2 separate regions of the Homo sapiens genome follow, and region 2 is linked to region 1. Evidence: chromatin loops called from intact Hi-C (ENCODE). Cell type or tissue: Calu3. All regions are shown on one strand.

The links. Hi-C counts contacts between places; a loop is a spot of excess contacts. Peaks named below come from ENCODE experiments on the same cell type or tissue, not always from the same donor. Only the 100,000 strongest peaks of a DNase experiment are listed, where the experiment ranks them.
Region 2: a loop joins it to region 1, with 2.6 times the contacts of the local background. A loop is called at or near these places in 5 of 110 quality-filtered maps.

What each region holds. Positions count from the first base shown.
Region 1 is chr10:15,714,958-15,717,457 of GRCh38, reverse strand. The region is part of intron 2 of ITGA8 (integrin subunit alpha 8); the gene reads left to right. Among named protein-coding and RNA genes, the nearest start is that of ITGA8, 3.7 kb to the left of the region's middle. In Calu3, a CTCF peak has its summit at 1,485 (motif pointing right); no DNase peak of the experiment used is centred here.
Region 2 is chr10:15,459,981-15,462,480 of GRCh38, reverse strand. No RefSeq gene overlaps it. Among named protein-coding and RNA genes, the nearest start is that of FAM171A1, 90 kb to the right of the region's middle. In Calu3, no CTCF peak of the experiment used is centred here; a DNase peak (open chromatin) is centred at 970.

The DNA of each region.
Region 1 (2,500 bases):
ACTTTCTAGCTACTGCTCTCTAGTTTAAGAATAAGCTTCGTAAACCAAAAGAATTAAACATTTAAACACAAAATTAATGCCATTTTAATAATTCATATCCGAATCATTTGTATTTTTAAAAGTATTTTAAAGCAGGCCAAATAAAGACATGAATCATTAACATTATTTGAATTTACATTAAGGAAAGTATATTTTGAGACATGGTTGATGTGTTTTCACCAAGAAGCAATTTATGGTCGTGGAAAAGAATTTAATAATCTTCTTGTATAGTCTCATAACATCAAATCAGGATCTGATTAGTATTTTTTTCTTTTGATAAAGGAAGAATCAATGTCTGCCCTGATAAGTTACAACTGACTTACTTTGTAAGTACTCATCCCAATAGATGTCATAGGCCAACAGATTAAAAACCAGAGAATCCAGATGTCAACTATGAATTCAAAAAATAACTGACCACTCCTAACTGAAAATTTTCAATATTAAATTACAATAGGTAGGCCAGGCGTGGTGGCTTATGCCTGTAATTCCAGCACTTTGGGAGGCCGAGGCAGGTGGATCACTTGAGGTCAGGAGTTCAAGACCAGCCTGACCAACATGGTGAAACCCCATCTCTACTAAAAATACAAAATCAGCCGGGCCTAAGGGTGTAATCCCAGCTACTTGGGAGGCTGAGACAGGAGAATTGCTTGAACCCAGGAGGGAGAGGTTGCAGTTAGCCAAGATTGCACCATTGCACTCCAGCCTGGGCAACAAGAGTGAAACTCCATCTCAAAAAAAAAAAAAAAAATACAATAGGTTATATTTTCCAAGTTCATTCTAAAGCAATTGCTTGAAGCCTTGAATTCACTCTCCCATACAGAACTAATGCTGAAAGATGTGCTTTGGTTTCCAGAATAGCCCACAGGAATGCATTTAACCCTTATTGTAGCTGAATTATATTTGCAGTAAAACAGTAGGGGACAAACTAGAACAAGTTGGCAATTAAACAGAAAAATAATGTCCAGAAAATGTCAGTGTTACTTGGAGAAGACAATGTCCTCTTTTGTGTAGGTTAGGAAAATGTCTAGATATCTCAAAGGGCTTTAGAGATTGATGCTGCTCATTCCACACTATGTCTTATTTTACTTCCAAATATATAGTGGTTTACTTGATAAATAGATGAATGCACTAATCCTACTATTATACTTATCAACTACAATCATAATAATTTCAGAATTCACAAATGGAACAAAGTGAGAGAAAGAAAGGGGAAGAAAAATCAATGTTCCTGAAATAATTGAACAGGAAATTTAAAAAGCAAGGCAGGAAAGGCTACACAAGTTTGTGAGAAATGAATGGTCCATGACAGAATGAACAAGGCTGTGACCTGTGAAAGACAGGGAGGTCCCACTGGGGAGGAGAAAGGAATTGTTGGGAAAAGAAAGTTCCCCATGTCGGCCATCAGGGGGTACTATGGGCCCAGAAACCTTGATTGCCAGTGGGAATGGCCTGAAAATGGGTGTGGGGAAGGAATCCACAGGGTCACAGCTCAGGTGTTTGCTACCAAGTGGTTGCTCACCCTCTATACCTCATCTGTGCCAATTGCTTTGTCCTTATACCCTCAGATAGTGGAACTGGCAGTGGCAGCTACTTGATGCAATGCTGTGCAAGTGAAGAAGGCACAGCAGATGCCAGTGTAGCTATTTCCATTCTGAACATCCACTTCGTGGACAAAGTAGAATGTTAAAACGAAAGATGAAAGGTGGAAACAGACATCACTGGCTCTGGGTCCTGAAGTCAGTGTTGCCAGAGGCATCCCATTTACAGATCGCTACTATGTACCAGACACGGTACACACATTGTTTCTACTACATAAAACAAATCAAAACAACTATGTAAAACTCATTCTGTAAATAAGGAAACTGACATCAAAGGTATACCCAAGACCGTACAGTGGTAGGTGGTAGAGGCAGGACTGGAATAGAGGTCTGCCCAGTTCGCAGCCTGCTTGTTCCCCTCACCTTCCTTCCAGAAATGGGGAGAGGATTGACCCTGATAGACTGCAAGTTCAGGATTATGACTAAGCCCCCAAGGAGCTTTGGAAGGCTATATTTGCCTTCCCTCCCTCTCCTCCATTCCCCTACTCCAGCAGTGGCTTTACAATTCCATTTTAAATTATTCTCCAGAGAGGGGTTGGAAAGGATAAACAGTTTTGGTGGAAGCATTGTAGAAGCAGGGTTTGTCTTGGTGGGAATGATGGGTCGCATATGCCCCTGGTTTGCTCAGACTCCCACAGAATGCCCCTTCATGGTCTCTGATAAGCTGCCTCCTGAGTTACTCTCTGCTCAGTGCCAGTAACGTACTGTTCTCCCCCGAAAAAAAGGAAGAAAAGTTCTCTGCTTAACTAAGTAGTGGCCCCAAATTGACATCCGCATAATGGAGTGTGATGTGTCAGGCATAAAAATGTATATTGCAAATATTCATCTGTCAAGACATCAGTGACTTTCCTGGTCTTTTACCC
Region 2 (2,500 bases), 250 kb after region 1:
TTATATTCCAGCACTGGCATTCAGAAGTCTTGATATTCCTGCATGTATTTGAATCTCCTGCTTGTTTTAATTATGTTCATCCAATTCTAAGTGATGCATCATCTCAAGCATGACCAAGAATGGAAATATTTCTTTGTGGAATTTTTTAAAATCTTGATTGCTGCAAGGAAAATACCTTAAAGAAAACACAGTATCTTTCCAAACACAAAAGATTCCTGTAACTTAGACCATTCCTGAAATGGAATAGTATTAGTGTTGTGGCCTATTTGCTCTATTCCTAGTAGTCATGATGATACACCCCAAAAGGACAGAAATCAGAGGGAATGTATGAACAGAGCACAGGAAACAGGACCAGGAAAGCAGCGAACTGGACCCCAAAAATATTTTTCATGTCTTCGTTTGTGAGAGGAAAGAGCTGTTTACTCAAAATGCTGCTTCAGGGGACAAGAAAACAGAAGAGAACAATGACCTGGTGACCTCCATGAATTGCTGGCTGTGGCTGAGCCTCTCAGCTCTGTCTGCAGGAAGCCAGCTATCCAGACTCCAAACTTCCAGCCCTGATCGGTACGGGTGATGGGGCAAGCCTCGAGCAAGAAAGTCATGAGAATGCTATTAGCCACATCCAAAGTTCAGGCTGACTGTTTCCTCCCTGAGCATTTGGAGAGCACACGCAGAAGCTCTGAGGCCAAGAGGCCAGACCTGCTGCTTGTAGGATTGGGAGACAGAGAACGTTGCTTCCCTTCCCAAGGGAGTTGATGACAGTGGGTGGTCAGCTTTGGCTCAGAGTCCTGGTTTCATGGGAAATCCTTGTTTTTTCTGGGTCACTGAGTTAGTGTGCCTTGGAATTACGAGACAGACAGGAACCTGACACAATCTCTGAGTGCATCCTTCTGCCCTCAGGTTAAGATCACCTTGACTGGTCTGTGATGTTCGGGTGACATTATAGCCTTCTTGAACTGTGCTGTATTGCCCCCTGCTGAGCAGCCTGGTGATCCACCCAGGAAAATGGCTTTTAACTACACCCAAGCTGTCCAGGACTTAGTGTGATGAGACGCTGAGTCACTATGAATAGGACATCTGTTTCTTTACTGTTTCTTTAGACTGTTCCTGTGATTGAGATGGCTTTGCCCTTATCCATTGACACTCTTTTTTAATACCCATGGTGACCTGCCCATGAGAACATGGCTTGGGACATATCTCATCCAAGCATGTCTCTGGCTATAGCAAAAATCACAGATCCTGGCTGGGTGCAGTGGCTCACACCTGTAATCCCAGCACTTTGGGAGGCCAAGGCAAGAGGATCACTTGAGCCCAGGAGTTCAAGACCAGGCTGAGCAAAATAGCAAGACCCTGTCTCTACAAAACAGTTTAAAAATTATCCAGGCATGGTGGTGCGCACCTGTAGTCCTGGCTGCTCAGGAGGCTGAAGCAGGAGAATTGCTTGAGCCCAGGTGTCCAAGGCTGCAGTGAAGCCAGCCTGGGCAACAGAGTAAGATCCCATGTCAAAAAAAAAAATCATATATCCTAAGGATTCCAAAAAAAAAGGTCATTGGATTCTAATATGTATCCAGTACTCACATCCCCTTTAAGCCTCCCTGAACAAGTATTAGTCAACCTGCATTTAATTATCTCCAAGGATAGCGGCGGTTTTTTTTTCCCCTCTGGGAGCAGTTGCTTCTGCACGAAGATTCTTGTTTGTTGTTGTTGATGTTGTTGTTGTTGTTTTTGAGACAGATTCTCACTCTGTCACTCAGGCTGGAGTGCAGTGGCACATTCTTGGCTCACTGCAACCTCTGCCTCCCAGGTTAAAGAGCTTCTCCTGCCTCAGCCTCCCAAGTAGCTGGGATTACAGCTGCCCACCACCGTGTCTGACTAATTTTTGTATTTTTTGGTAGAGATGGGGTTTCACCATGTTGGCCAGGCTGGTCTCCAACTCCTGACCTCAGATGATCCTCCCACCTCAGCCTCCCAAAGTGCTGGGATTACAGGCATGAGCCACCAAACCTGGCCTTGCACTAAGAGTCTTAATGTTAAGTGAAAACAGGTTTCCCTAAGACTTCTGCTCAAGTTTAAGTTCTAGAGTGTAAAAATCACATCCTTCTAATCCTTCTTATTAGGGTTGTATTTCACTATGTTCCTCCATTTCACCCATGAGTTTACCATGAGTAGTCTTGTCAAATCCCTTGTTTAAATCCAGAAACACTATACCATTCCCTACAAACTCTGCCACCAAAAGAAGTTAGTATGACCAACTTGTTCTTAGGGAACAGCTGCTGGTGAGCTCTGCTTTCTTTTTGACAACTCACAAGTCATTCCTTTAATAATCCACTTCTCCAATCTTACCCCGGGGTTTATGTGAAGTTCTGTGGCTACAGTCTCAGAATATTTGAGAATGATGACTACTCTCTAATATACACCTCAAACACATCATTCTATTGAGGATCCAAACGTTCCCACGATTTCCTTTGGTGTCATTTGGTGTAAAATCCCTGGAAAGCAA